Regions from separate parts of the Homo sapiens genome. Here all the other regions are linked to region 1. A link is a loop called in an ENCODE intact Hi-C map of the cell type or tissue named here. Cell type or tissue: PC-3. All regions are shown on one strand.

What was found. Hi-C counts contacts between places; a loop is a spot of excess contacts. Peaks named below come from ENCODE experiments on the same cell type or tissue, not always from the same donor. Only the 100,000 strongest peaks of a DNase experiment are listed, where the experiment ranks them.
Region 2: a loop joins it to region 1, with 4 times the contacts of the local background. A loop is called at or near these places in 2 of 110 quality-filtered maps.
Region 3: a loop joins it to region 1, with 7 times the contacts of the local background. A loop is called at or near these places in 38 of 110 quality-filtered maps.
Region 4: a loop joins it to region 1, with 3 times the contacts of the local background. A loop is called at or near these places in 16 of 110 quality-filtered maps.

The regions. Positions count from the first base shown.
Region 1 is chr6:129,495,601-129,503,600 of GRCh38, reverse strand. LAMA2 (laminin subunit alpha 2) reads right to left here. Exons shown (of 65, transcript NM_000426.4): 59 at 830-942; 60 at 321-510. LOC102723409 (a long non-coding RNA gene) reads left to right here. Exons shown (of 8, transcript XR_001743860.2): 7 at 810-996. Among named protein-coding and RNA genes, the nearest start is that of ARHGAP18, 210 kb to the left of the region's middle. RefSeq lists an enhancer at 693-1,892. In PC-3, CTCF peaks have their summits at 2,551 and 4,401 (motif pointing left); a DNase peak (open chromatin) is centred at 2,030; H3K4me3 peaks cover 1,397 bases; H3K27ac peaks cover 2,506 bases.
Region 2 is chr6:129,860,181-129,868,180 of GRCh38, reverse strand. TMEM244 (transmembrane protein 244) reads left to right here and starts at 6,866. Exons shown (of 5, transcript NM_001010876.2): 1 at 6,866-7,025. The coding sequence starts at 6,993. The region is part of intron 2 of LOC105377999 (a long non-coding RNA gene); the gene reads right to left. RefSeq lists a silencer at 4,263-4,557. In PC-3, no CTCF peak of the experiment used is centred here; a DNase peak (open chromatin) is centred at 4,300; H3K4me3 peaks cover 1,092 bases; H3K27ac peaks cover 2,240 bases.
Region 3 is chr6:130,017,752-130,025,751 of GRCh38, reverse strand. L3MBTL3 (L3MBTL histone methyl-lysine binding protein 3) reads right to left here and starts at 7,171. Exons shown (of 23, transcript NM_032438.4): 1 at 7,088-7,171; 2 at 3,447-3,525. RefSeq lists an enhancer at 4,832-4,891 and silencers at 5,252-5,321, 5,372-5,611, 6,562-6,691. In PC-3, CTCF peaks have their summits at 4,333 and 4,532 (motif pointing right); a DNase peak (open chromatin) is centred at 4,531; H3K4me3 peaks cover 3,312 bases.
Region 4 is chr6:129,667,720-129,675,719 of GRCh38, reverse strand. All of the region lies in intron 1 of ARHGAP18 (Rho GTPase activating protein 18), which reads left to right. Among named protein-coding and RNA genes, the nearest start is that of ARHGAP18, 38 kb to the left of the region's middle. RefSeq lists a silencer at 2,649-2,788. In PC-3, CTCF peaks have their summits at 3,584 and 3,788 (motif pointing left); a DNase peak (open chromatin) is centred at 2,689; H3K4me3 peaks cover 1,015 bases; H3K27ac peaks cover 2,343 bases.

The sequences.
Region 1 (8,000 bases):
CACTCTGTTCTACGTTTCTCACTTAGAGCAGTGGAAATGTCTTCAGCCACCTGGCCTCAGTTTATGGGTAGATGTTTGAAAACCACAGCCATATAGCAGTGATGGAACCATGATGAGGCATGCCAGTGGTCAAATGCAAACCTACACAGGTCTGAGCACATTTTCCAAGATTGTGGTAGTTGTATATGGCACTTATTTTATTTTTAGCTTCTGCCAGAGTCAGTGTCTGCCCTGGCAAAATATACTGGCACCAGGAGAATGCTGATGGCTGCCACTCAGTAATTCCCTTAGGGTACTGCCAATATCCAGGGGACTATTACCTTGTGCCACTGGCCATCATTGATTTTGGTGGGGATCATGGTGTGGGTGTCCCCACTCCCCAAGTCATAGCTGAAGTAGGGCAATCCATTTCTCAGCTGAACTGTTGCAAAATCAGCATGATTGATGCGAGCCATGTAAAAAAGCAAGCCGGATTCAGCTTCGGTTCTTACTTCCAACTCAATTGTGAGACTGTGAAACAAAAGCATGCAAAGTCAAACAGAAAAATAACAGCATTCTCATGCTAAAATAGAGCGGTATCAGATCGTGGCTGCATTTTCATAAAGGAGAGTAAAACCTTCTCAGAGATGAGGACTTTATCAGGCTACTGATTTCCTAAATTGGGCTCCTCAGGCTCAGACAAATAAAATTCTATTCTCTATTGTACTCAGTGAATAAAAGAAAAGCTAACTTCATTAATTAATAAGTGTAGTAGATTCAACTTGATTAAACACAAATACTCAGTTCTTCATTTATCGGTTCTTTCCCAGTGTCTCAGGATGATACATACCGGTTTTTAACTTTGGTGTCATCAAATGCAATTGCAATGTGACTGTTTCTTGAAAGCCCGAACTGCTTGCTCCCTATCAAAAGAGCTGGTTCTGATTCTGCAGCACAAGGACCCTGTAAAATACCCAGGAGAGAAAAACAGGAGATTATGGACTGTTCTTTAAAAAGGTAATGATGCTGTCTAATTGTTTCTTACATATTAGCGTAATTCTTTAAGAATAAAAACTACATTATTCATCTCTGTAGTCTACTGCATAGTAAGTACTTATTATTGAGTGCTCAGTGCGTGTGAATCAGTTTTCTCATATCACACCCTGGAATGGCTAAAGGAATGTGCTCAGACATATTTATTGATTAACTCATAGTTTCATTATCCTCTAAAAATTTATGTATATTTCTGAGAAAACTGGAATTTCCCTTTCATTTTTCCTTCACATATGAAGAGCTCTATTCTTAGAAGATCGAACAGGGAAAATGACAAGCTAGCCACTTGGGTTATAAGAGTAGCAAAATGTGTTTTTTCTTGCCCTCCCCATTTCCATCTCCCACTATATTACTTTTTCTTGAAAATTATCAGTCCACTAGAAGGTTTCCATGAATGTAGACTTTCAAGATGGTGTATCTAAACCTGCACGTCAGCCCATTCAGGCCCTTGCCAGTTGCTAGGCAACCCAGCACATTTTAAAAATGTAACCCACCATACACCATTTCAACTGCCACTGTTCAAAGATCAGCTTCCTAGGGTGCTGAGGGGGAGAGCTAGGTGCGGGGCTGTGCAGTCACATGGTTTAATGCTCTGCTGTCACCATCTTGAAATTCTTAATAATTTTTCAGTGAGGGGCCCTGCATTTTCCATTTTGCACTGGGCCTTGCAAAGCATACAGCAGTCCTGGCTGAGTAGATCACATTTGGCTACCATAACACACAGCTCCATAAATAATCAAGGCTCCTTAAATTACCAAAGCCACAATTCCTTTCCCTGTTCTCTATTTTCACAAGATAGGTCGATATACAGGCTGCTTATGACATCTCTTAGAACATGCAGTACATGAGAAAATAACCTGCACACTCTCACCAACACATCTGTTTTTAAGATCTGCACTTAATAGCTCTGGCTGGGCCGCTGCCCCAGTGAGTGCTGACTCAGCAGAGGTTCTCAAGCAGCCCAAGGCAGGCTTTTGATGCACAGTGTTCTTCCCAAAGAGTGTACCTCAGAGATGACTCATCAGCACACAGGAAATTTTTACTTGATGAGGAAAAGCCTTGTTCTCTTTTCTCTTGATCTTAGTCAAACGAAGCACTCTGCCACAGCAGGTAAAAGGCTTAAAGTGTTTTGAAATGCCGTAAAATTGGTCTTCATGGAAGTATTTCCCTTCTTGCTTCCCAGGAGATGGTCAGTTATAAAGAGCAGACTGTGGCCGAAATTCACACAGCTATGCAAAACCCCGTGGGTAGGACAGGAAAATGCTATTCATTCGCACAGCTGAATGGCCTCTTTTAGAGGCAGCATGTGGCACCTTTCTTATTACGCTGCCTGCAAAAAGAGCCCGAATGGAAAGGCCTCTGTAGCTTAAGATCTCAGTCATGAATACTTCTATTAATAGAATTGGGATCTTTTATCAGCCTCTCACGATATTTCCCGGACAGAGGACCGTCTCGATAAACACACGCAGCTTGCAGTCTTCCTCAGAAATCACTAAGATAATCCTATCTGCTGTGAGTCCACTGGGGGCAGAATTTCACTGAAACATCTTTACACCCTCAGCTCTGAAAATTGAGGGATTAAGAAAGGTGGATGGATGCTGAGGAATTAGGAAACAATTACATGTAGCTTAAAAGAGAACCACCAGTGGGTTATGTCCATATTATTGCGGTTACAGTCACTCGTCTAATTACTATATGTAAATGTCAATATAACTTCTCTATTAAAATTTAAAAAATTTTCAAGGTGGCAGTTGTACACTCCCGGTAGCAGCTGTATGTTATGGGGAACTTTTGGATTGCTGGTAGACTGGACAGGTGTATCCAAAACTGGTCCTGAGCTAAGCAGCAGTTTTTTGGTTTGTTTTTATTTTGTTGTTGTTTCGTTGTATACTATGAGATTTTCTAGATGGACAAGGCACTGGTCAAGCCATTTTAGAAAAAAACCTTTGACCAGAAAAGGACAGGGACTTTGTCAAAGTTCTTTTAAGAATCATTACAGGTTACATCCACTTGAAATTTAGGAAGAAGAACACCTCCTGGATTAGATCCTCCGTTTCTGCAACGGGCAGCCCTCAAGAAGCAGGCAGAAGCAGTGCTTAATAAAACGGTATTCTCAGATGAGCCAATGTTATGGAAAAGAGTTGTACCAAACTGATCACTCTAACATGTAACCTCAAAGTTTAAAGCCATTATGGTGTATAGTCCTTTGTTTTTAAGGACATCCAAGGTGATGTTTACTATCAATCATTGATTTGCAACAGGATGGATACTGTTTTAATAAAACTTCTATCACCTTCCTTTATTAAACTGGCAGTTGGAAAAGGACTGAGAAGTGCTGGTGTAAGAGGGTTTTTAAAAATATGTACCTTAGGATTTAAATGGGACAAAAATTCCCCACCCTCTAATTTGGTAGTGTTTTGTACAAATCTCGACCTCCCCCTTGCTTGGTTAAAGGGTGTCTTCCTTGCATCACTTTTCCTTGGGTAAACTGAAACCAAGTCTGATGGGTGTAAGGGATGGGCGTGGTGGCTCATGTTTTTAATCCCAGCATTTGGAAAGCCGAGGCAGGAAGATCGCTTGAGGCTAGTAGTTTGAGACCAGCCTGGGCAACAAAGTGAGGACCCCTGCCCCCCTCTGTCTCTCCAAAAGAACAACAACAACAAAAAAATTAAAAAAATAAAAAATTAGCTGGGCATGTTGTTGCATGCTGAAAGCCCCAGCTACTCGGGAGGCCAAGGCAGGAGAATCACTTGAGCCTAGGAGTTCAAGGTTAGAGTGAGCTATGATTGCATCACTGCACTCCAACCTGGACAGTAGAGCAAGAACCTGTCTCAAAAAGAAAAAAAACATGATGTGTTCAGGGCAGCACCAGTTTATTGCTTTGCCCGGTGTTGCTTCCTCTTCTCTTCCTTCTGCCTCATGTCCCACAGTGGGTGGAGCTGCTCATCCAGCTGCTCAAGCTTCTTTTTTCCTTCTAGCATTTTAAAGGGGGAACAAGTGAGATGGAATAGAAACTGCCCTGTGCTTTGCTCAGAAATAAAATGATCTTGTCACTAAGGATGATGTTTTCAACTCTGCTTGCCACTGAAATCTAAGCTAAGAAAAAAGGGTAAGAGAAAAGATCTAATGAGGTAATTTTAAGGAACTTTTAAAGAATGGTCATTGCAAGATGAATCATCCTTTTCTAAGCTAGTGTATACTTGAAGGCGTCCTCATCTCTATGGATGTGATGCTTTACCTGTGTTGTTTTGGACGCACTAATCTCTCAAATGTGTTAAAACAACAATAATAATAAAAAAAAAAATTCACAGTCTCAGTAGAGGCTCATCAATCTCAACGTGTTACAATTCTGCCACCTTGTGGGGACTTTTTAAAGTACTAGAAATAGATAATGGGGAAAATGGGATATGAAAGGAGGACAGATACGCTTGTTTTTCATTTGCCTTTGCTTGGCAGGTTACAAGTTGTAGGCAGACAGGACTTGGGTGGGGAGTCTCGCGTGGTGGTGCACCTGTTGATTAGAGCAGTGATGTGGTTGGGAATAATTATGGAGGAAGCCATGCTCCCAAAGCCTTGTTTAGGGAAGTAGATAGTGCACCAAATTGGTAACGGGGCCAAAACGTTTTCACCCCCACACTGTCACTCATTTAACTTCAGGTCAGAATAAAGCAATGGTCTTTTCTAACTAACTGCAGATTGGTGGCTGACATTTGGAAATGAGTTCTTAGATTCAGGAGTGCGTATGATTCGTTGATAAGCATCTCTTGAATTTCCTGGGTCCTGAGCAGAGATTTATATTACATTTATCAAAACTGGCATCTTTGTTCTTGAAAGCACCAAACAATGAATCATCATAGAAATTGCATAATTTTCTTCTTTCATGAGTCAATAATTAATTTCTCTAATAAATGTGGGCTAAAATCACATCTGGTGCTTATTTGTCATGATTTTCTTTATGGATGAATAAGTGGAAGATACTTTTTATAGCACTGACTTTAATCTTCTTCTAAAATATAAAAGCCCTACTCAAGATGTTTATTGAGAAACTGAATTATTGTTAACACTGCACTTAAGCTCTTTTGGTGGGTCTTGGGCATTTACAGTAATATTTATACATTAATGTCTAAACAAGGATTCCTTGATAAGTGGAAAATGTATGTTTTCTCTTTAAATACATATCAGTATCCAATCAGTTTATCCTTTGGCCTTGACTGTACTTAGGTCTTAAAGGTGTAGCACTAAAGCTGCTAGGGAAATCGCTTTCCTTTCCTCTATTCTTTCCTTCTGTGCTCACTTCTTTTCCCCAAATCCCAAAGAGAGCTCATCAGTACAGGAATTCTCCATGGCTACTTGTATTGTTTTTCTTAGTTTTCACATTTTAAACTGTGAGGTTTACGGCTGAACTCTTCAATAAAATTCAAGTAAAAGAATGCAGCCAGCTCATTATCTACAAATCCACACAGGCTATCCTTGTTAAAAAGACTTGGTCTAAACAGTGCACATACTTGCAGAGAACTTGTCACGTTTCCACATGTCAACAAATTTCTGTAATACTTGAAGTTCAGCCTCTTATCTACCTCTACCTCCTGCCATCCTCCATGAAAAATATCCACAAATAGAACATGTAGAAATGTTTTCTCTAGCTCTCGATGGGCTAAAGAATAAGAGAGAAGTATAAAGAGAAGACAAGCTACCATAATATCAAATGAGATAATATGCATGAAATGCTCTTTAATCTAGCGTGTTCAACATGAATTAATCATAAGATTGACATAATCCATTTCACAAGGCAGGGCTTTCTCAAGACACCCTTACATTGCCCTGTAGTATAGTGAATGTTGTCCTCATGCTGTAAGTTGCTGGCAGGATTGGGTGTGATGGGTGTAAAGAAGAAAAAGAAGGGCACTGAGAATAGATCTTTTCTGTCAACTGTGCTAGCACAAATATGGAGCTCATAAATAGGCAGTTCTCACTTCAGGAGTTAACTTTTAAGTCTTAGTTCTTAAATAACAACTCTTAAAAAGCTAAATTCTGGGCCAGGCGTGGTGGCTTATGCCTGTAATCTCAACACTTTGGCAGGCTGAGGCAGGTGGATCACTTCCCAAGAGTTCGAGACCAGCCTGGCCAACATGGTGAAATCCCATCTCTATTAAAAATACAAAAATTAGCCGGGCATGGTGGAATGCACCTGCAGTCCCAGCTACTCAGGAGGCTGAGGCATGAGGATCGCCTGAGCCTGGGAGGTTAAGGCTGCAGTAAGCCATGATTGCGCCACTGCACACCAGCCTGGGTGACAGAGCAAGAAAAAAAAAATAAAGAATCTAAATTCTGATACAAAAATGGAAAATGGTGAGAAGTGAAAATTATAGAGGACTTATTTAATAACCACATCATTACAATGTATATATCATCATTACATATCAAACCAATAAAAGGGTTTGGAATTGCTTAAAAATTGAATACTCACCACATCCCTTTTTTTCCAGCACCTGCCACCCACCCTAAAAATGTGAAAAGTTAAACTAACTAGAATAATTAAGTTAAAGAAACACAGAAGTTAAAGTTAAACTAACAAAAGAATAAATAGAGAGATGGAATGTTACTTTGAGCCAAGCATGGTGCTAGGTGCTTTGCATAAAATGTATAACTTATTCCCTCATAATAGTAATCCTAGAAGGAAGATATTATTATCCTTATTTGTCCATTAATTATTTTACATTTAGAAGGGACAAGTAACCTGCCAGAATTCATGGAATAAAAGTGGGAGGGCTATGGCAGAAAAAGCAACTCTCCCTCTTTTTCTCTGACTAGCAATGATAATATCGTATTCATCTTTGCACTTAGTAGGTGCTTAATAAATATTTGTTACAAAATAAACTGTAAAACTTTTAACTTTTAGTAACCTTTAAAAAGAAGACACCCTTTTCCCCCTACACACACAAAAAGAACATAAGAAAGGAAACAAATTAAAACAGAAGATATGTGTGGCTTCATGATCTGATTTCTAAAATATAATACAATTAATAGAGATGGAAAGTTCTAAAAAATCTAATTCTGACCACACAGTCATAACTAATTATAATGTGCAAAAGAAGGGGAAATAGGCCGGGCGCAGTGTCTCATGCCTGTAATCCCAGCACTTTGGGAGGCTGAGGTGGGCAGACCACCTGAAGTTGGCAGTTCGAGACCAGCCTGACCAACATGGAGAAATCCCGTCTCTACTAAAAATACAAAATTAGCCAAGAGTGGTGGTGCATGCCCGTAATCCCAGCTACTCGGGAGGCTGAAGCAGGAGAATTGCTTGAACCCAGGAGGTGGAGGTTGCAGTGAGACGAGATTGTGACATTACACTCCAGCCTGGGTAGCAAGAGTGAAACTCCATCTCAAAAAACAGACAAACAAACAAACAAACAAAAAGAAGGTGAAATAGCAGTTGGAATTTAGATATCTGGGTTTTAGTGCCAACTATCGCTCATGTGTGTAACCCCCTGGGCCATGCTGTAAGTTTGAGGGCTTTCTTTCCTCATGTGCAAGTTAAGAGTTGGAATCTTTAGGGTGTCTTCTAGCTCTAATGTTCTGTGATTCTTTCTAAACCAACCAATTTGGCATGCTACTCAACTTTTTGCTTCTGTCTCATCTACTAAGTGGAATGCTCTGTTTTCGGAAAAGTTAAAACATACACTGCTGAGAGGAAATGGAAATCGAAATTAGAACAGAAGGTTATAAAAAAAAAAAAGAACCTTAAATGAGTAAAAATCTCCATTCCCAGATGGGCAAGTATCTTTATTTTGAGAAAAAAGGAAAAAGTGTGATCTCTAAATACCACAGAAAAATGTGCTTGAGAGGCCCTATAAAATGCAGTTTGTGTAAGTACTTAGAAAAGTAAGGTGATCCATGGAGGCTGGCAGGGTTATCCCTAAAAATCCAAACCAGCACAGGCTGAGAGACCTGCCTGGAGGATGTTCTAG
Region 2 (8,000 bases), 360 kb before region 1:
CCCCAACTTCATTTTAACTTCAAATCATTCTTGTAAGAAGTAAATTCCAATCAGGATACAGAGAATGTGAAATGGCTGGACATTTCTGCCAGCAGCTGCCTTGCCAGAACCAAGGCTGATACAATGAGCTTGAGCCTGCTAAACAAAGCCAGGTTTGCCCCTTAATCGCCTTCCGTGCTCTGGAGTCTCAGGCGAACTCCCCTCCACTGAGTCATCCTTTAAAAAGTTAAGTTCAGGGATCTGAACCTGCCCGTTTGTAAAAAGTGTAAGCTCAGACAGGTCTGAGCCCTTTGGGAACAATGTAGTATCACTTTGTAACCATTATTTCTGAAGGGTTGAGGGGAGCCTTTGTATAAATGGTATAGTCTGCATCTACCTCAATATTTCCAAACATCATTTTGGGGTCATCAAATCACATTACACAGGACTTTAGTTTTCATGCAAAAAAAAAAAAAAAAAAAGAAAAAGGCCAGAATACATCAAGATACTGAACACATTAACAAGTAAATAACAAATACATGTTTATGCATTGGCTTCTAGTTGAAGCAGTCTGGTTGGCATTTTCTCAAGGGAGTTATTTAAATTTTAAATGGAACAACATCTTATTTAGATTTCTACAAATATGCTAGGGCACAGAAGTAATTTATATGTACATGAAACTCTTCACTTAAGCACCTGGGTACTTGACAATAATTAAAATACTAAGTAGACTTATTAACTTTTCCTTTTAAATTTCCATCTTTTTGCATCTTTGCAGAGGGTGAGAAGAAATTTCTAGAGTAGATTGTCAAGTATCTAGTCTTTTTTCCCAGTATCACATAATGCCTGATTGCAATTCCCTCCTGGTTCTCTTTCTGTTGCATCCTTCAAAAGCGATGCTCTGATCTTCCCTTATACACTCATTGTCTATTTTCAGAATGCTTTTATTTCTTAAACTTTCAGTCCCTTTTACTCCCAACTGCCAGAGAATAAACATTCATTTCACTTCAATATGAGCATATAATTAAGGAAACAGTTGATGGAAGGTATCAAAATCATAGAAAGTGCTGTAAGTCAGAAATTTCCACAACAAAATTTCAACAATAGCCTGGGTATAGATAATTCTCATACTTATGTCATTGGCCCAGACTTCCAACCTCATCTTCAACCATCATGAGTTGTCTTAGAGGACATAATTTAAATAAGTGCTTCTCAAAATATGGTACTCAGAAGTGCAAACACTAGGTCCTCCCAAGACCTACTGAATTAGAAACTCTGGTTTGAGGCCCTTCTATCTGCGTTGTAACAACTCCTCCAGGTGATTCTGATGCCCACTGATGTATGAGCTGACCCTGAAAGTTAATGTGTTGAATCCCACAGTTCGCTTTTCATTTCCTGTTTTCATAACCTATTCTTATCAATAGCACTGTAATCCCCTTAATTTGTTGGCATTAAAATCCTGATGTTATTTTTGTTCTTCTTTGTTCCCCCTTCAGTTTCTCATCAAGAAGGCTGTTATTTCCAAGGTGTTCTTAAAAATCTAATTATGCTCAGTTATTCTAGGCCCCAAAATCAAACCTCAAGCCTTTTCAATATGCTAATATATATCCACTTTGTAGTTTCTTCTCCTATATTGCTGTTAAAATAATTTTTCACATCTGCTGATTTTGTCTTTCATGCTGCTGCTCAAGAACAGTGCTGTTTTATTTTGAACCAAAATACAATGCTCCTTTTGTCCTTTGAGGCCTTCACCAATCAACATTCCAATCCTGCATTAGTCTTATTTCTCATTCTCTAGCAAAGCAGATCTCATTGACTTGTTCTCACTTCCTTTGTACTTCGTATTTATCTTATCCAGATGCCCTCTCTCTCCTTCTTTCCACTCTATTTTCTCTTCCTATTGAAGATACAATTCATATTCTTTGAATTAGGGCTCTAACTTTATCTTTCGTATTTATTTTTACTCTGTGATGACTGTATTGAATTGCTCTAACTTGTATATTTCTTTCCCAATATTAATTCAAGTTGATACAATGTATATCTCCAGATATTTTCTATATCCTCTTAAAGATGATCCTTTACTCTGTACTACCTATGATAAGATGCAGCACATGGTCAACTGGCTTAAAAGTAGGTAAAATTAGATACCAAAACTCAAGTGTCCAGATTTGCAGTCATTGGTAACCCTGGTTTAGGTTTATGGGAGGGAGTATGGAAACTACTATCTAATAACAGTTTGGATATTCATAACTAGTCATCCATGCCAACTGTTTTATGATGTTGTGCCATTCATTACCATATAGGGCACTGCTCCTTATTGTGCCTTATCTTTCAAGACACAATTTACTATTCAACAAATATGAAGCAGTGAAATCAGTGTGTGCTCGTGTGTATACATGTATCTTTGCCTTAACATGGGCCTAAACCTAAAGGAAATTCCATAAAGGCTGTAAACAGAAAAAAAAAATTACCCCAATTTTGACCATTATTTTCATGGCTCCCTGAAATAAAATAGAGTCTGTTTGTTCTTAATATTTTTATGATTTCATGATATCCTATAGAATAATTCAATTTCAAAAAGGCAGTGAACAATAGATGTGGATAGAAGGGCCTAAAGGGAAGAAATGGGTTAGAGAGAATCAGTAAAACTAAAAATATAACACCATCAGACTTCCAAAGCAAAGCCAACTATAATGGAGCAGAAGGCATCAGGGGAAATCTCTTATTTCATTCTGGCACTGAGGGCAAAGAAATTTTACTTTTTAATTTCTTGTGGACAAATTGACTTTGTCAACACAGCGTCTTTATTTTTACCACATCATTTAAAATTGTATTTACAGTTTTAAATGAAAAACTTTAGACAAATTAAATTTAGGAGAGTTTATTTGAGGAAAGACTAATTCATGTATTGGGCAGCCCTCAGAACCAGGAGAGGTTCAGAGAGTTCCACCCAACACGGGGAGGCAGTATTAGATAGGAAAAGGAAATGACATACAGAAACAGCTTGATTGGCTACAGCTTAGTATTTGCCTGATATAGACACGCTCTAATTGGTTGGCAGTCTGTGATTGGCCAAAGCTCAGCTGCTGTGATTGGCCGAGGCTCAGCAACTTGTTATAAGAATATGCTCTTAAGTTAGGCTGCAGTTTTTTAATGTGCAGAGGCTGCTTTAGGCCAAATTTAATTTAATTTAGCAAGAGTTCTATTATCAATGCCAATCTGTAGATTCTTATAATTAAATCTGTGTTTGTCCACTACTCCTTTTGTGAATCCAAAAATCTAAAAATCTGTGGAAACTATTTTATTATTTATTATCCTTGGGTGACAGAATAGTACCAGACGTTAATGAATTTGGTGATGAAACCAAATTGACAAAATTATTTAGTTTTTATTCATCCCACTCATGGCAAATATTTATACATTTTGCTGCTCAAACAATGTTTGGATACAGAGGGAAGTTCTAGACTACTTGGACATGGGATATAATATACTATATGGATCCTATTATTTAAATAAAATTCAAAATTTTCTGAAATTAGAAGCCTATCTGGCCCTAACGATTTGCAATTAGTAATTGTGGATCTGAGCTCATTTTCTCCTTTGATTTTATCAAGGAGAAATTCTAAATTATGTGCTACAATCTTGGAAATATTTCTTTAGGACCTTGAAGTTTTTGTGCCTCTATCATGAAGGAAGTAGCTGAGTCCAATTTTAACAAACAAAGGAGAACTCTAGATACAAATTACACAAAGGGACTGAAAATAATTTAAAACATGATGAAATATCAAGGAGAACAATTCAGAACTAAAGAATGTGAAGAGTTTTATGTATTTTATTCTTTATCATAAGTATGTGCTGAATGAATACATGTACACACAATATATATATATACACACACATATACATATAAAATGTACACATGTAAATATTTCATCAGCCTAATGACAGACTTGGAAATCAGAATTGTAGTTGCTAAATGTGTATGTGTATGCCTCATGCCTTATTCTCGCAATAGATCACAGTAGCAGTTCAAAAAATAATGCTTAAATCCAGTGCGGTGTCTCTGATGAAAAAAAAAAAAGATGCTTATTATAGATGTAAATACCCATACACACATAATCTCTACTCATTAGACTATTGGTCATCAAATTTTTTTCCAATGTAATTATAGAAAATTAGTACTTTTCAGTATTTTATCCAATAGAGTGCTGGAGTATTAGTTCCCAATGTATGGTGCCAACTTCCTGAGAGGATAGTTTTTGGGTGGTTATTGTTTACCTGAGTAACTCAGAAGGCATCTGAGTTGTGCACAAAGCAGCCTGTGTTGGGAGTAGAGTGAGTCAGGCACAAATCCTCTGCTTTATGCTGTGCTATGACTCCCAGGAAGTTCCACTTGCCCCCCTTTTTTTTTGAGACGGATTCCCTCATTGTTGCCAGGGCTGGAGTGCAATGGCGCGATCTCGGCTCGCTGCAACCTCTGCCTTCTGGTTTAAACGATTCTCCTGCCTAAGCCTCCTGAGTAGCTGGGATTACAGGTGCCCGCCACCATGCCCAGCTAATTTTTTGTATTTTTAGTAAAGACGGGGTTTCACTATGTTGGCCAGGCTGGTCTCGAAATCCTGACCTTGTGATCCGTCTGCCTCTGACTCCCAAAGTGCGAGGATTACAGGCATGAGCCACCACACCTGGCCTCCGCCTGCCCTCTTTAAGGAGAAATTCTGGGTCATCACTGTTACAAATAGGGCAGGGCATGGGATTTGGACAATCAGCATTTACTGAGGGTCCACCGTGTGCTGAAATCTGAAGACAACACTGGGAGCTGTTACAATGTTACCAGCAGGCAGAAAAGTCTTTTTCTGCAAGAACTCACAATATAAGCAGAGAACAGGGCAACCACACATTAAAAGATTTATCTAAGGTATATTAATAAAAGAGCATTGACAGTGTTATTAATATGCATTATGAATGTCAAATTCAATAACATATTCAGATGAAAACTATCAAGGCCTGGACTTGCTGAAGGCACTCTTTTCACCTTTGCTTTTGGTATGCAGGTAGATATTGCAGAATGTGCTCTTTATAGCGGTTAACAAGATGCTGTAATGGAAAAAGGATTACAGGGCACAGCTAAGTTCCCATCTAAAGTTGGTGCCACAGCAAAGCAATCAATCAACAAAGTGAAGACACCAACCCGCAGAATGGGAAAAAAAATACTCAAACACTACCCATCTGACAAGGGGCTAACAACCAGAATATATAAGGAGCTCAAACAACTGTAGAGGAAAAAATCTAATAATATGATTTAAAAATGATCAAAATATCTGAATAGACATTTCTCAGAACAAGACATACAAATGGCAAACTGGTATGTGAGAAGTGCTCAACATCATCGATCATCAGAGAAAGGCAAATCAAAACTACAAAGAGATATGACTTCACCCCAGTTAAAATGGCTTTTATCCCAAAACAGGCAATAACAAATGCTGGTGAGGATGTGAAGAAAAGGACACCCTCATACACTGCTGGTGGGAATGTAAATTAGTACAGCCACTATGGAGAACAGTTTGGAGGTTCCTCAAAAGAGAAAAATAGGACTGCCATATGATCCAGCAATCCCACTGCTGAGCATATACCCCAAAGAATGGAAATCAGTCTATCGGAGAGGTATCTGCATGCCCATGTATATTGCAGCATGTTTCACAATATCCAAGATTAAGAAACAACCTAAATGTCCATCAACAGACAAGTGGATAAAGAAATGTGGTACAGGTACAGAATAGAATTCAGCCAAAGGAAAGAATGAAATCCTGTCATTTGCAACAATATGGATGGAACTGGAGGTCCTTATGTTAAGTGAAATAAACCAGGCACAGAAAGACAAACTTCATATGTTCCTACTTATTTGTGGGAACTAAAAATGGAAACAATTGAACTCATTGAGATGGAAAGTAAAAGAATGGTTACCAGAAGCTGGGAAGGGTAGTGGGAGAAAAGGGGGAGTGTGGGGATGGTTAATGCATACAAAAAAGAGAGAGAATGTATAAGATCTAGTATTTGATAGCACAACAGAGTGACTATAGTCAATAATAATTTAATTGTACATTTAAAAATAACTAAAAGGGTATAATTGGATTGCTTGTAACACAAAGAATAAATGCTTGAGGTGATGGAAATCCCACTTACCTTGATGTGATCATTACATATTAGATGCCTATATCAAAATATATCATGTACCCCATAAACTCTATGGGGTATATTACTATATTACTATGTAATCACAGCAATTAAAAATTAAAATAAAAATAATAATAGAGTTGGTGCCAGTAAAAAGATGGGAGAATGAATTGTAAATGAAGGATTGGTTCTGGAGCCTCAGGACGCAGAGAGACAGAGCTCCAATACTGCCTCCTGGCAGTTCTTGAAAACATTCTACCCACAATATTGTGGCCATTATTTTAGAGTATGGGAACCCTTTTGTTTCCTAACAAAAAGTCATAAGTTTTACATTTCTTTGCCATGATGTGAAAGGAACTGATGATTTCTTTCTCAGAACTCTGTGGCCCTTGTGAGTGAAACAGAGAGGACAGGCCACGCTTCAACATGAATGCAGCAGCATCCTTTGGAAACAATCTCAAGACCTAACTGAAAACCCATGTTTCTAATTTAAGTATGAGACAGTAATTACTCATACAGCCAGAGAGGATTCCAAGTCCCTGCCTATTTGCCGCACTATCTAAAAACAATCAACTCATCTTTCAAATCTGACCAAACTACAAATGGTATGAGAACTCCATCGTTTAATAAGGATGTTCATTTTGGCACTTAGCAGCTTACGCGTGGCTCACAGATGGCATCTGTCTCGTTTTGCGTAATCCAATCATCCTGCACTACTGCGTCTCACACTTAGTCTCCAGGAGTAATTGAAAAGCTCACGGTGACAATTGTGTCTTCTTCCAGATGTCATCGCTATAAGGAGTGGGGCTTTCATCACCTCCTTGACGTAGGATGTGTACATGGCTCTCCAGGTCAGAGTTGCTCCAAGCAAGGTAAAGAGAAATTACTTCTTTGCATTGCCTTTCAGTTGCTGCCTAGCACTGGTGTAAATGAATATGTTCTATAAATGGCCTCTCTGTCAGTGGGCAACTTGTTTCACTTTTGGCTGGGTACCATACAGAAAACATTCTGCTGCACGGCTTGCATCTTGTGGTAATAGGGCAATATAAAGGCACCCATGCCCAAGAAAGGATTCTAAAACATGTAAATAGTCGCTGTTTAGAAGGCACCATTTTATTCGGAGGTAAGCTCTCTGGTATTAGCACCTGCACGTCTGCTATCGTTTTCTGAAATCATGACAGTTTGTTCTCAATCTTTTTTTCTTTTTTTTTTTTGCAGGGAGTGGCTTTTATTTTTGTAACTTCTAAAGGGTGCGCAAAATTTTAAATGCAAAGTGTTGAAACATTTCAAGCTGTAGGTTTGTTAGTTTCTTTTTCCCCCGAGGCTAGTGTTAATAGTTGTGTTTTACTTCAGTGCAAAAATACCCCTTTAAAAAAAAATCAAACAATCGAAAACAAGGAAATATGCAAAGCCTCAAAGCAGCTGTGTAAATTCATACAGGCTTTAGGCCTATAATGAGCCAGACTTAAGGGAATGATAGTGGAAAATCAGATTTTTACTTAAAAATTAAATTACAATTATGAGTGAGTGCTACATTCATTTTAGTAAAATATCAGCACCGTGTGTATTTCCTCAAGCTTTTTCTTTACACTACCATCATCACCACATATGTCATCAGTGAGAAATGTTGAGCATGACAACAGCTAAGAAAAATTTTCAAGGTCAGTAAAACATTATTTCAGGAAAAATATTTTTAAAAAGCTTATTTTTAAGGGGTTATTAAACTTCGTAATTTATGTATAGATTTGGGATTGAACTAGCAATAATAACTTCTGCTGAAGAGATAAAAATTAGAAGATAAAATCCTTTCTCTTAAGTAGCTTACACAAAGAATGGGGGCTCTATAT
Region 3 (8,000 bases), 520 kb before region 1:
AGAAAGAATAATAATGCAGAAGGCATTTTACTGTTACATATAATATACATATCATTCTTATAATCACCATCCAACTAATCAATTCCAAGTCTACTCAGAAAGAAACTACAGTTTATGAGGAAAGTTCCCTCATCCAAGATCACCCAACTTAACTTTACTCAAGTTCCTCTCAAAGATCCTTGTTCATTCCTCCAAACTATCTTGTCTCCCAAATGGGAATTTTCTAAAGGTCTTTCCCAATTTTACTTCATAAATCAAGCTTAGTTATATATCAAGGATACCCTTTCTTGGTGCTTCTTTTCATCCACCCACTGCATAGCTGCCACAGTCAATACAAATCCGTTCATCATTTCCCACTATTGACTTACATCCACAACCACCAATGAAATAATTTAATACAGTAAAGAGATAATCTGAGAATATTCCTGTTAGATAATGAAGCCCTTTAGAAAATATATCTTCCATGGATCCGCTGAACTTCAAGATGTCACATATAAATGTGCACCCATATGAACATATAAATAGTTCTCTCTAAAGACACTATCTTTACCTATACTATAAGCATTCCCAAATCCTTGTGAGGAACAAATCCCTCAATAGTGGCAAGTGGTAACAGTGGAAGATAGTGTAGATCTTCACCAGAAAGTTACCTTGTGAACACACTGGTCAAAGAAAGAATCGCCTCAATCCATCTTGCTAGACTCTTGCTAGACATTCCTTGACTGTGGGTGAAGGGCTTCTTACTCATTTCTGAAGGCGAAGCACTAAAAAAGGAATGCATTATATTGTGCCATGTGTATTGGATGATATGCCATGGTCCTGCATCAGTTAGCCCAGAAATCCATGTTTCCTGGTTCAACAGCTCCAAAGAGTGCTAGAGCCCTCATCCTTTCCTAATGGTACCATGTGCAACTGTTATACTATTATTAGAAGAGCTCATTATGTCTAGTCCCAGAGTAAGGATCTCTAGAACTCCTCAAGAGCAAGGATCTCGTCTTTTAAGTGTTCAACACCATAAGAGCTCAGAAAAAAACTGGTTAAGTAACTAGTAGAAACAATACCGCAGGGATCACTCAAGTTATCCATCCTTGGGATGCCAACGGTACATCCCACCCACCACATAAAGTAAGTTCTCTCATAAATTCCCCATCCTAACTGCACTACTATAAACAGCATTGGCTGAAATATGGAATTCTTAAAAATAAACTACCAACCCAGTCAAAATTCTTTAAGAATCAACTCTCAATTACTCAGGGACTAATTAAACAGGACATATACTTCTTTTTTCCACTCCTATTGGGTTTTTGGATTCTTAGAACATTGATTGGATAATCTCCAAAGAGTGGAGATGAAGTAAAACTAAAACCTGTCAGGGTTTATTTTGTCAGGTTCAGTAGCATCAAATCAAAAATAATAATAGATAGTACTTACAATTTTTTTAATCTAGATTTTACATAGTTGGCTATAATTAGATTGCAGCCAAAGAGGTCTAGAAAACAAGGAGGAAAAGCCCTACTTGGACATTTCCTAAATTCAGTCATTCGGAGGACTCATGTTCTGGCCCCTATAGTTAGTTTAAATCATTACTACTCCAGTTACCTATTTTCTCATCCTCATCTCCCAGCAGACTCATGCAACTAAAATATTAATTACAGTACATTAATTCCCCTCACACCAACCCTTCTACTTTCATCACCCTACCATTTTCACAATTAGGCATCATTTTAAAGTATTTCTTTCATTTACTCCTTCTACTTATTAAATGACTAGTTTGGGATAAATAAATTTCCGGTTTTGTATTCCGCACCATGTTAGAGCATGGTCTCTTCCCTCAAAGAGCCAATAGTATACAAGGGAAACTACTTTTTTCTCAAGACAAGATATACTCCTAGAAATATTCCGAGAAGTCCATACAATACACACATCAGAAACCAATCTAAAAGTTTTAGCCAAGTGTTAAATCACTATATTCTGACTTAGACAATCTACCTCCAGCCCTTCATAAAGCTGGACGAAGGTAAAATGATATGACCACTATACATCTGAATAACTCTTTATGGTTCTCAAAATCTGATTTTATTTGATTCTTTTAACAAAAGATGCAAGGCAAGTATTGCTGTTCCCGCTCTGTAGATGAGGAAATGGAGGCTGAAGGAGGTAGAGTGACATATACAAGGTGATATATCTAGTTATTACATTTAGTCTTCTGATTCCTATTCTAGCATTCTATCCACAGACACAGTGACTCCGCAGACAAAGAAAAATAAGCAGTGTCTTCAACTCAGCACATTTAAACATGAAATTCACCATCTTAGGAAACTGATTTTACTCTTCTTGAACCCTAGTTGTCTGCAGGACCTTCCTATAGCTGTTCTTGCCCCATTGTCTCTGCTGCATATCCACATGGACCAGATCTACTTATTTTGCTAATTATACAATTCAAAATGATCCACAAGCAGCAAATGACAATAAACTCCTGTTAATCATTTTTATATCAATAATTAGTCATTTTGATTTCTAGATTACACCTGGCCCAATGAAGGTTGTTAGTTCTGCTCTAAAAAGGTAGGCTAATTTTGGTTTTCTTTTGTTTTTGCCAAACAAGATTTAGCGACCCCTTTATTACTCAAGACAGAGAGGGCAGGAAAACAGGCAGAAAAGGAGAGGGGAAGATTAAAGGAAGAAAAAAAAAGGTATAAACAGTAGAAAGCACTGGAGTAGCAAAAATGTACTGAAATGTTCTACCTTCAGAGATGGCTGTCCCCTCTGCCTGAGAATGACCTTTGCCCTAAAAGAAGGACCTGGAGTATTGGAAAGAAGCCAACACCCTCCAAAATTACTAAAGAGATCTTAGTAGACAACAGCTGTATTCCCTGTGGAAGTATGTTCAAAAGTTGACAAGTCTAAGCTAACACACTGAAACTCACTCATAACCCTGCAACATGGCACTTGGCACAAGTCAGCCCATCTTGGATTTAAGCCATAGAAGTTATGTGACAAATACCCCCAAAGCACCCAATGTAAATTTCATTCACAAAATTTTACCACTGGCCCCCCAAGACATTTAGAGTTCCAGAATCTTCCATATCACTGTATAACAATGTAACACTTATATTAATTTACAATCATTTTATTCCAGTTTTTCCACTTTTTCAACTCCAAAGAATAAAACATTTACTTTCAGTAGAAAACAGGTGCTAAAATGCTAATTAAGAATCTAGTAAGTAAGGCAATACAAAGATTATCCAGGACAATCTCCTAACTTCCTAATGTTTCATCCAAACTACAATTACATTTAGTGTCAATACATTCATGCATTCAAAGCAGCCCCACAAAATGATGTTTTTCTGCCAACCCAGTCTCATACTCTCCTTCCTGATCTCCAAATGCAGCTTTTTAACATTTGCAGGTATGTCAAGCAATTTATTTCAACAAGTGGGTCTTACCTTTCGGCGGTGATGAAACACAGAACTCTCTGGCGATCTTCACAATTGCTGTCCACTCTCAAGATTTCTCCTAAGGGTTCTAGCATTGGTTTAAAGAGAGGGAAGGTAAAATCAAAACACTGTCATCAAAAAGAAACCTTCAAATCCACCATCCCCAGTTAAGAAGCTTACATTCTGAATCACTTAGGCATAATTTTACACCATGCCACTCGGTAAATTAAAATAAAATAAGCTGGTTCTAGATGAGTTGAAATGGATTTTAATCATTCGTATCATTCCCATGTCCTAAATTCACCCAATAACGTCTCTCCTGTTGTATATGACAGGCAGGTGAAAGTTACAAGGATCATTTGAGTCAACTTTAATTTCCCTCACTGCTTTTATCTTTAAAATTAAAGATATTTTACAGAAAACACACTGGAAAAAGAATAGATATTACATAAAATTTTTGCCCATGTATTTAAGGACTTTAAATCACAAATTATACAAGTATTCAGAAATAATTTCGTACTCAGTGAAACAAAATTACAGTCTTAGAACCAAAAGGGACTACTTACTCGGACTATACATAACTATACAGCTAAGAAACTATATAAAATTGCCTTACACTTATCAGACAGTAAAATGAACAGCTCATATAAAAGACAAATCTCAACTAAAGGTCTTTTCCATTTCTTCAAAGTTTTAAACACATTTCAACTTAGCAGTTTTCTTAACATTCAAAATAAAGTCATCAGCTGAGACTCGTTAATTAAAAATTGATCAGAGGTACAGACACCGATAAATGCAAAAGCAAACAATTGTTTCCAATTCAGGGAGCGATCAATCTCAAATCTCTGAATAAAAGCAAAGTGTCTTTCCCATATAACTCATGTCGGATGGAAGTTACAGGGTCTGAGTCCTCAGAATTCATTGCTTCGATTTACTAAACTTTCAATTTCTGATCAGCATCCTTTCACACAACATCTGGCTGCTCGCTCAGGTCCTCTAATTACTTCCACGTCTGAACGGACTACGTAGCTACGAGTAAAGGCCAAACTTTGCTCTCGGCCTTCCGAACTTAAAAGACGCGTTCAACCACTAGAGGTCTCCCCTTGGCCAGTTTTGCACGTTCGCTATTTTGCTGCACTTGAAACTTTCCGGAGAAATGCTCTCTACTCGAGTCAGTGTTTTTCTAAAAACTTGCGCAAAAATCCACGCGACCGAGATAGCCAGCATAGAGCCTCTCGGACTCCCTAAACCAATAAAGACATCACAAACAACGCTCTAGGAAAACCAAAAGGAGAACTGGACGCACTCGCCCCGGCCGCGCCCCCCCACCCCAAATTCTTATTTCTCATCTCAGTTTCCCCTAACCTAACAATTAAAAATCTATTTTTGTTTCTGTGCACTCTGAATGATCTCGAATGCATTTTTCTGGCGGTGGCCCCGAGGTGGAGAAGCGGGCCAAGGGATGCGAGGCGTTGGGGGTGGGGGCGGTGAGGGGGAGGGCCGTGCTCACAGCGCCCGAGGAAGTTGCCTAAGGAAAGGGACTCCGTTTTTCGGGTCCCCTCAAAAAATCGGCGGGGAGGGGGAGGAAAAGGAAGCGGGGTGGTGGCAGCAGGGGGACTCAGAAGGGAAACCGAAGCAACGTTTACCTCCGTCTCCCGTGGAAGGGTGGGGTAGAGCCGCGGTCCCCGCGCCCTGGAAAGCGGCTAGTTACCCCCACCTCCCTCTGAGCGCGACGGACAGACCGACGCCCCCAGCCCTCCGCGGGGACCCGGGAGGAACACGCCCGCTTTTAAACTTTCTCTCACGGTCGCGCTGCGGGCTGTGCTTTGACCGGGACTGGGGGAGGGGGGAATCGCAGGGCCTTTTTTTCTTTAAAGGTAATTAAAGTTTTACCACCAGTCCAAAAGTTGCGCCCTCCCCCCGCCCGTGCCACCGTGCCCTCCTCCCCTTCCAGGGCTCTCAAGTTTTTCTCCCCGCCCGGCGGCCCCCACACTCCACCAGCTCGCGGGGCGCGCGGCGGATGCCTCGGCTCCTGCGCTTCCCGATCCCCACCCCCGCCGGCCTCTACTTCCCCCCGCCCCGCCGCCGCGGCGCGAGGACGGCCCGCGGGGCCCAGGACGCGAGTGTGCAAAGCCCATTATTCCGGAACCGCACACACACGCGGCGCGAGGCGGGCGGTGGCCCCGGCGCCGGCCCCGGCCCCGACCCCTCTTTTCCTCCCCAGAATAAGGCAGGCGTAAACAAGTTGCAGGAAAAGCAGCCCCGCGCCGCCCCCACCCTCCCCCCACAAGCCCGCCGCCCCGGCGCGGCCGCCGCCGCCGCGACCGCCGCCGCCGCCTCCCGACACACGCCCGCGCCCGCGCCCGCACCCGGGCCGGCGCGGCGCGGCACGGCGCGGGGCGAACGCCGCGACGGCGCGGGCTCCCGGCCCGGCCCGCGGCCCGCGCCCTCTCCCGCGCGGACGGCCGCCGCGGGCCCGCGCCGCCTCGCTTCCCAAAGCACTTTCCTGCCTCGGGCAGAAATAAACCGGAGGGTTTATTTTTGTGCAACTTTCCCAAAATGGCGGAAATTGGAGCTGATCTATATGAAATTCTCACACACTCGGTTGGGAAGAGGGAGGCGGCGAGGAAGCCACGCAAACTCTCGGCCGCCGAGCCCCGCCGCGGGTCCGTGTGTGTGCGTGCGTGTGAGTGTGCGTGTGCGCGGTGGGAGTCGGGCAGGCCTTTCCGCCGCGCACACACACAGCACACGCCGGGGAGACGCGCCTGCACATTCAACCAGTCCATTCTCCGCAGCCCGAAAGGGGAGAAAGTGGCCCGGCCTCTTTTCCCACTGCCTCGGTCTCCCGTACTTGTACTTCTCGCGCTCGCCCGCCCGCTCGCTCGCTCTCCGGTGCGCGCCCGGCACAAAGGCCACACGGGCGGAGGGGGCCGCAGGGGCGGCGCGCGGGGCTCGCGCCTCCCGCCGCACCGATCCGCGGCCCCGGCCGCCCCCGCGCCCCCCGCCGGCGCCCCCCGCCTCGGCGGCCGCGCTCGCCGCCTGGGCTGCGGCTCCGCGGCGCCCACCCGGACACGCACCCCGGTGGAGCCCGGCGCCGCCGCGCTCCCCCACCCCGCGCCCGGTGTCACGAAAGCGACCAAAGTGACAAGCTCGGGGGGCGCGGGGGAGGGGGCCACACGCATCCCGCCGCCTGCGCGCCAGCCTGAGCCCAACGCGGCCGCCTCGCCCCGGCTCCCTTCCGCACGGCCCCCCACACCCTTCCCCGTGTGCGCGCAAAGAAAAAAATACAAGTCTCTCCTCCCCCCATTTTTTCCTTTCTCTTTTCTCTCTCTTTTGTTCCTCTTTCACACTCGCACTCACTACTTCAGAGTGAGATGCCCAGAGACTCCCCCTCCAGCCGTTTCCGAGTCACTTGCCCACTTTTTTCCCCGGGATTAAGTTTTCTCCTCTTTCCCAGAGGCGCAGAGAAGTGGGGGAGAAACCCCTTCTGTCCCTCCCCTCCCCTGATCTGTTTCACAAGACGAGGGTGCGCTTCCTTCCCTCTATAGGGCTCTTAACTTTCATCCTCACCCAGAAAAATAAATGAATGGCTTTTGCACGGACAAATCTTCAGATTAATTAGAGATTAGATCCGATCAACCGCTTCTTACCCCCAAATTTTCTCTTTTTTTTTTCTCCGTCTCACGAGTAGTCCTGACAAATGGTCCAGGGCTGCGGGCGCAATGCGCATGTGCGCGTAGAGTCAGGGCTGGGGAGAGGGGAAACTGCGCTGGTGCCGGTGCCGCCGCCGCCGCCGCCGCTGCCGGGGAGGCTCGCTCTGGCTTCCCTGTTACTGCTGCTGCGCCTTCGCCGCTGGAAAGCAGCAATAAAGCCGGGTGGCAAATGCAGCTGCCCGCAGATCCTGTTTCAGGTGCATCTTTTCAATAGCCCGGTCACCGCCTCAGAGCTGGTTCAAGAACAGTCCAAACAAATAGGAAACACTGCTAAGGTTCCAGATTTCTTTGTCTATTTTTCACTTTACTTTTTTTAAAGGCAATTCTCAGAGCAGCGAATCCACCATGTGCTGTGAAATGTATGCATTCAGCCATTAAAGAGTGGGCCTTAGTCTTGCACAAACACTGCCCAAAGGCTAAATACATGCTACAGGTCATGAAAAGTAACAAAGTTGTAAGCTTTGGGAGAGTACAATCTCCCTCTCTTTGATGGCTGGAACAATGCATAATAAAGAAAGTGTGCATATAAAACTTGTGCCTTCTTTCCGCTTCCTAAGTGCGGATCTTTATTGACAGCTCCAACATGTTAGGCCTCTGTCGAGTAATAGGCTGAGATTCCTACAGTAACTTAGAACACTGTGAAAGTCCCTTGGCAATAAGCAGGTCCAGGACTACCCTCTTAAGGTATTCAGTCAAGATGGCTGAGCGGTCCTAAATGGCAAAACCTGTCTTTGTTAAAGCGTCAAAACTAGATCAAGAGAGTATTACATTTCAGTATTGACAGCTTTCGGCGCATTGACTGCGGGCCGCCGTTTGGACAGCTTCACTGGTCTTTTCCACTTAATAGGAG
Region 4 (8,000 bases), 170 kb before region 1:
ATTCCCTCTGAGATACTCTCTCATAATGTCTTAGGGCTGGGAACCCAGCTGTTTCCTTGCTCTTAGGTCCATTTATACTAAGCAGGGAAAAGGCAGGTGGCTGTGCTGCAAGAGATGTTCCAGAGAGAAGTATCCATCTTTTTTAGATGTCTGTGGTAAATGCTTTTGTGGGCTTTCCAGATGACATTGCCAGATAATGGAATGTGAAGGCTCCTCCAACACCCGCCCACACCTTGCAGATGTGAAAAATGGGTGTTAGGGTTATGTAGCTCATCAGTGTGAGATTGAACTAACGTCCACCTATTGCCACTCAACCTCTTTTTTTTTTTTTTTTTTGAGATGGAGTCTCGCTCTGTTGCCCAGGCTGGAGTGCAGTGGCGCGGTCTCGGTTCACTGCAAGCTCTGCCTCCCGGGTTCCCGCCATTCTCCTGCCTCAGCCTCCCGCCACTCAACCTCTTAATTAGAGACTCCCAGGTGAGGGGGTTAGCCACCTGAGTGAACTGAAGGTGGATTGCCTGGGGTCTAAGTCCAGATCTCCCACTTACAATGTGACATTGGCCACGTTATTTCACCACTTGTCCTTCTGTTTCTCAACTGACACATTGGAATGGCAAGATTGTAAGGAGTAAACGCAAAAATACCTGTGCAGATGTTTAAGAGTCGCTGGCAGATGGTAAGAGCTCAGTAAGTGTAAGCTGCTGGTATCATTTCATTATTATTGTGTTCCCTCATGGCTGTTTTGCTCTTTAGCAATTTTGTCAAAATTTTTAAAATGAAGAATGGAGGCGACACCTTATAAAAATGAAATTTGTGAAATAATCATAGATTCAGTTGGCCACACTTAATATGTGATAGCGAACTGATGTCACAAACATCAGGGATTTATAATTTAACTCTTGGGGAGGGCCTCTGCTGAGGGGCTAACTAAACATAAACAGTCCTCACTTGGTATCCATGGGGGATTGATTCCAGGAACCCCTGAGGACACCAAAATTCACAGATGCTCAAGTTCCCAATATAAAATGGTGTAGTATAACATATGCACATCCTCCTGTATAGTTTAGATCATCTCTAGATTATTTATAATACCTAATACACTACCCATACATCACTTTACTTGCATAGATTCAACATAATACTCAGTGCACAGCACATTTAAGTTTTGCTCTTTGGAACTTTGTGGGATATTTATTTTTCCTGAATATTTTTGATCCATGGTTGGCTGAATCCACAGATGTGGAACTCATGGACGTGGAGAGCTGACTGTTTATATAAGCTGTTTAATCAGTCGTGTCACAGAAAAATAATTCAGTACATTTTTTGTAGTGTCCTAGAACCATAGAATTTTAAAGTTTAAACGGATACCATGTTCATATTCTCCCTTGGTTTTCAAGGAAGGAAGGAGGCCAGAAAGATTAAGTGACATTCAAGATTTCACAATTAATGATGGAACCAGGCAGGCAGCCTATGGTGTCTTTTTTAAAGTTGTGGACATGTATTACAAATCTTCCTGTGTGCCTCCTTCCTTGCTAACATCTTACACTTGTTTCTTCAATACCAGGTGGTTATAATAATGAGAATTTTAATGAATACTTTTCATGTAGATAAAAATTGTTAATTGAAATTTTAAGACAGTTTATAAAATACTATAATAAAATATATTTCCTTAGTGATGGGGAGAGGTAGAGTTGGGAAGAAGCTTAAAACAAATCAGTTTCTATCTTTTTCAAAGAGGAGGAGTGTGTGTATGTGTGTGTGTATGTATTACTCTGTGGGCCTAGAGATTAAGGCAGTGAAATTTGAGCCAGTACTTTTGAAACTTTCTCTATTTTGTCACTCAGTTTAGAAGATTTGAGATAATATATCTACTTCCTTTTCTGCATTGCAGTTGTATTTAAAATATATTATAAAATAACCTAAAAGAATAGAAATATCAGATTTTCAAAGTTGGTGAAATGAGTTGTTATTTTGGATTTTTGACTGTGGTCTTTTCTGCAGATACCATTAAAAAGAGTTAACTGATGTACATTAATTTAAGAAGCAAATGGTAAAAATAAGTGCATGAAAAGAATAGAAATAATTGAATCTGATCATTCTGATCATTCAAGGCATTTACCATATAAATAGTTGAGATCTGAGAAGTTTCATTGAGACAGATAAGAGCTTAAAAATGTATGAATCATTGTTGACTAATAGTTAAGGCATGCAGGCACACTTAGAAATGTGATTTCCTTTACTCTATCCTTCCTATAAAGAGAAAAAACACTTTTAAAATAAACCTGGTTTGAAACCAAAATGCTGTACAACTTAACCTTCATTTGGGACATTGATTTGGCTACTCTATTTAAGACTTTTTTTTTTTTTTTGGCATGACTATTTTGTCCTGGGAAGCAAGCTGCAGATGGCTTTTGACTTGGGGAAAAAAAAATGAGAAAGAAATTAACAAGGGAAATAGGAACTGGATATTTGTATTAATTTCCATGTAGTATGAAAATACGTAGCAAACAAAAATATTTCCATTTTTAAGCACTAGATGAAGGACATTGTGAAGCATAATAGACTTATCTTTCTAAAATTTATGCAGAAGCATATTTTTAAAGAAAAACAATTCTGATCTTTTGAAAGGTCTGTAAATGCTATGAAATGAGTCATTGGTGTATTCAAAAGAAACTGGGCAGGAAGTGGAGAGACCCATGTTTCAGCTTTCTCTGCAGACAACTGGTTATATCACTGGAGACTGCTTGCTCCCTTCTCTGAGTTCCAGTTTCTCCATCTGTAAAATAAAATGACTTGACTAGGTAATCTGTAGATTTCTTTCTTCTCTGAAAGTCTGTCGTTGTTAATAAGTTGAGAATTCAGAGATTAATATGTGCTAAGGTCTTGAAAGCTTTACTGAGGATATTAACAAGAACCAGATTTTGAAGGAAATATGTTTTTTGAGAAAGAGGGCATTCTTCTTAGCCATAGAGCATGAACAAAGACATTATTGGAAGGAGCATCCTCATTATTTATTGCCTAATTATTATAAAAGCAAAGTTGTTTCCTATAGGTTGATTGAATTAGGCATTAGCTCAGCATACTGGGGACAGCCATTGGAAAAAAATGTTTAAACAACTAGAACTACACTGAATAGAATCGTACTGTGTTTGGTGAGTAGGAAGTATTGCAAGCCTGTGTAGATATGGAACTTAATATACGTCACACTTCTGTGTAGTAAGGACTAAGGAAAAAGCCAACAGTGGGTGTCAACCAAGACCCATGTTACACATAATGGGTAATGTTGAGGGAGCAATGCTGAATGAGTTCTCTTGGGTGCTGAGTTGGGAGTGGGAAGGAAGGAACTGACATAAAGGGATGGAACTGGAAGGTCCCAGAGACAGTGAGGAGGCTGTGCTAAGTTAGAGATCTTTGTGATCTGAGTTAAGGCCAAGGTTGTGGCCACATTAGTGAGACTTGATGTACCGTGGAGAGTAAGGTTGGCACACACAATTCAGAAGAACCTGGGATGGGTGGGGTCAGAGGGACACAGACGGTTAAATTTGAATGGCGATGATTGCAGAGGACATAGATGAAAAATCTGAGCCAGGAGTAGAAGAAAGGGGAGAGGAAGCGTGTGTGTGTGCGCGTGTACGTGTGGGTGGTGATATGAGACTGGTTTCTGGAACCCACTTTGTCATGGTTTGTGACCTGTTCCTGCTGTGAGTGTTGTAATCACTTAACCTCTCCGAACTTCTGTGTTCTCAGAGGCAAAATGGGGTGAACTAGATCAGTACTTCTCAGTAGTGCCCTCTAAAGGGTATTTTGAGAATTTGTGGGGGTGTTTTATGTTGTCCCATCATTTGCAGGGCAGGTTCCAGCTGTGTTAGACATTCTACAATTTCAGGACAGACTTGCCAAACAAAGAATTGTCTGGTGTCTAGAATGACCTATTTGGCATTCCTGAGAAGATGTCATGTACAAGTCAGTCTCACCTCTGCTTAATCTAACTCAAGTTTTTTATTTTTTATTTTTAGAGACAGAGTCTTACTCTGTTTACCCAGGCTGGAGTGCAGGTAAACGATCATAGCTCACTGTAGCCTCTAGCTCCTGGGCTCAAGCAATCCTCCCACCTCAGCCTCCCGAGTAGCTATTAATAGAACTATAGGCTCACATCACTGCACCTGGGTAATTTTTAATTTTTTTTTATAGAGATGAGGTCTTGCTTTGTTGCCCAGGCTGATCTTGAACCCCCAGGCTCAAGCAGTCTTCCCACTTTAGCCTCCCAAAGCACTGAGGTTATAGGCATAAGCCACTGCGCCTGGCCCTAATTCACATCTTCATTTGTGAAGATGAACACACGTGTCCCTTTATCCTTTTAATTTTTGTATTTCTCATGCAGAATGTTTTCTGATCTTATTTTTTTCCAAATGTGAACTCATTCTATAGGTAAATATAATAAACAGTTGACCACTTCATTTTATGTCTGTTAGTGTCCAGGCACATATTGAGAAACCTATTTTAAATTATTTTCCTTTATTTCTCCTTAATATTATCATAAAGGGCATATGCATACACACAGGATTATGTATAGATAAATTACTTGAACTTTACTTCAGAATCATAAAGGTGAAGATTATAAAATAGGTATTAGGTTAAAGACAAGTGTGTTAAGGTTGACAGCCACTGAACTAGAGGGTGTCCATGGCTTCTAACTCCTGACATCTCTAAGATACTGTAACTGCAAATGTTATGATTTGAAGAGGTAGGTTTTCTATCTTGGGAAGGGCTTAGTACTGGGAAGTGTTAAAAACTGACATCAGATTGGGAATTGGGTAAAAGTCAGCTACTTCTTGGGACTCCAGGAAGGCCTGAGGAAGTAGAGATCTGTGTGGAGGGGAGGAACCTGAGGGGGTCTTGACGGGGAGCTGGGTTCCTGCTGATGCCAGCAGGTGAGAATAGGGGAGCAGAGCATTGTGATTTGGCAGCTCCTAGAGGAGGGGAGTAGGCTGAGAAAGTCTTGGTGGGGGGAGGCAGTAAAAAAAAAAAAAAAAAGAGTTACGACTTCACATACTTTTGGTGAATCTGAATGAGTCTCCTTTTGATGCGAAGTAGGTGGTATAAGAGACTTTTCAAATAATTTAACTGTCCACCAACGTAGCCTTCTCTTCAGGCAGTTTGTTTTGCTTTTAAATTATGAGAGGGTACCACCCTCCATCCTCGGTGTGAATATTCTCTACCAGAATGCAGGAAAAACGTTACCTGTGATATGTGATCTTCCTTTTCATTTTAATGGGCACATTGTTGCCACTCAGTTCTGAAATAGAGAATTTCTCCATCTTCCACTTCGTTAACTTTGCACAATATATTGAAGAATATTTAAAATACTAAAACTCCAGGTGACTGTAGACACCTACCATATAAGAAAGTGGGAATGTCAAAATAATGAGATATCCATGAAGTGATAATGTAAGCTCTCTTAGGTTTATTTCCTTTTTTAAAAAAGTTGAATTTAGACCAGAGAAAGCTTGAACCTGATAACCAAATTAGCACACACTGTAGTCACAAATAAAATTCTGAGGAGGTGTTTTGGAGTTGAATTTAAGGGGAATTTTAATAAAAACTGTCTTTATTTCAGTCCAGCAAAGTAGCTTTATGCAAGCATAAGTGCCTGAGGAGAAAAATTATACAAAGTATAAGAGATAAATAGATACAAAGTTGATGTAATTTCTACTTGCAATGTGTAACAGGGATTATAGTGTGCCAAAATTATGGTGTCATAGTGAATATATTTAGCATAACTTTTATAATATTTGTTCACTCTAGAAAATTAAGGCAATACTGAAAAGTACAAATAAAACAATAAATTGCCTATAAAACCATTGCTTGAATATAGCTTCATTAACATTTTGATCTATATTATTTTAGTTATTTTTCCTGAATTTATTTATTTTTTTTTTTGAGACGTTTCACTCTTGTTCCCCAGGCTGGAGTGCAGTGGCATGATCTCGGCTCACTGCAAACTTCGCCTCCTGGGTTCAAGCGATTCTCCTGCCTCAGCCTCCCAAGTATCTGGGATTACAAGCATGTGCCACCATGCCCAGCTAATTTTGTATTTTTAATAGAGACGGGGTTTCTCCGTGTTGGTCAGGCTGGTCTTGAACTCCCGACCTCAGGTGATCAGCCCGCCTTGTCCTCCCAAAGTGCTGGGATTACAGGCATGAGCCACCGCGCCTGGCCTATTTTTCCTGACTTTAAAAAGTGCATGTTAGGGCCGGGCGCGGTGGCTCACGCCTGTAATCCCAGCACTTTGGGAAGCCGAGGTGGGCGGATTACAAGATCAGGAGATCGAGACCATCCTGGCTAACATGGTGAAACCCCGTCTCTACTAAAAATACAAAAAAATTAGCCTGGCATGGTGGCGGGCGCCTGTAGTCCCAGCTACTCGGGAGGCTGAGGCAGGAGAATGGCGTGAACCCGGGAGGCGGAGCTTGCAGTGAGCCGTGACCTCGCCATTGCACTCCAGCCTGGGCGAGAGAGCGAGACTCCGTCTCAAGAAAAAAAAAAAAAAGTGCGTGTTAGATGCCAAGCACAGCAGTTGGAGTACGGAGACCACAGAGGAGAGTAGTGCCTGGCTCTGTTTTCACTGAGCACACAGCCTGTCCTACAGACACCGCGTAATTGTTTTATTTCTCTGGAGTTGAGGCAGTCCTATTTGGCCCTTTATGTGAATATTTCTAGTCCTCTTAACAGCCATGCAAGATGATAGGTATTGTTCTTTCATTTTACAAATAAGGAAACAAGTGTTCAAAGAGGTTAGATATTATACCCAGAGTTCTGTGTCCAGTCAGCAGCAAGGTTGTTGGACTTCAAAACCTGCAATTCTCCCTGCAGCCTCAGACTATCACTAAAGGGGTCTCATCATAATTGTGGAGTCATTCAGTGAGTGTTGGAGAAGAGCAGTGCACAACATGGTAGACGTTTAGAGATCGAGTGGAGGACGTTCACTGCAGTGTGGGCGTTAGGGAAGTGTGGAGGGTGTCAGACAGAAGGGGACGGTACAGGCAAGGCTTCTGGGGTAGGAAAAGTGCCTGGTGGGCTCCGGCAGCTGGTACTGTTTGGCCATAGTGGGGGACTTGAAGGGAGAAGTGGGAGAGGAACCCGACGAGGAATGGAGAAAAGCTGGGCAGAGCTCATAGAGTCTTGAACATCAGGCTGAAGAATCGGGACCAGATGGACCAGGCTGCCCTGGGACTGACTTATGGTTTAGAAAGATTTAAAAGAGATTTTGGAGATGTTGAAATGTACTGAGTCCATAGACTGTTTTTAATGGTGTGTGTGTCTGTGTGTGTGTGTGTGTGTGTGTGTGTGTGTGTGTGTGATTATTTGGGTAAATTGATGGTTTGGGGACTAGGGGTTGAGGATGCTGTATTTATATTGCACATGTGCTCCATGCACTGATACCCTTCTTCAATGAAAAAGGTCATCTGAAATAAATATGGCCAGAAATAGTGGGTTTATATCATGTCCTGGCTTGGGAAACATTATCTCTAGAGAAGAACTATTTGAATGAGGGAAATTAATATAAACAAGACCAGATAAGCTTGTTACACGATAATTCCAAATGGATGGCAGGTAGCTGACTAGGGAACTTTACATATCTATGGTATCTTGAAGTTGCAGATTTACTTGCATATCCAAGGGGCATTTGACATACAGAGGGAGAAAGAGTTGGAAACTATTGTCAGCCTCTTTCCTCACTTCCATTTTACTTCCTTTTGATAGATGTGCATGTCTTTCCTTTCCTTTGATGAAAAAGATACCACTGATGCTTTCTTCCCTTGCTTTTCCATTGTTTCATTGTTTCATAACCCTCCTCTCCCTTCTTGATTTTCAATTCTTTTGTGCATGCATATTTCTAAATGCTCAGTAACCTTCCTCCTCTTGGCCAAGAGCCCAGGCAGATATTATCAGACTCCTGTCCTTGGCCAAGAGCCTGCTGGGAACCAGTGAATTTCTTGTCA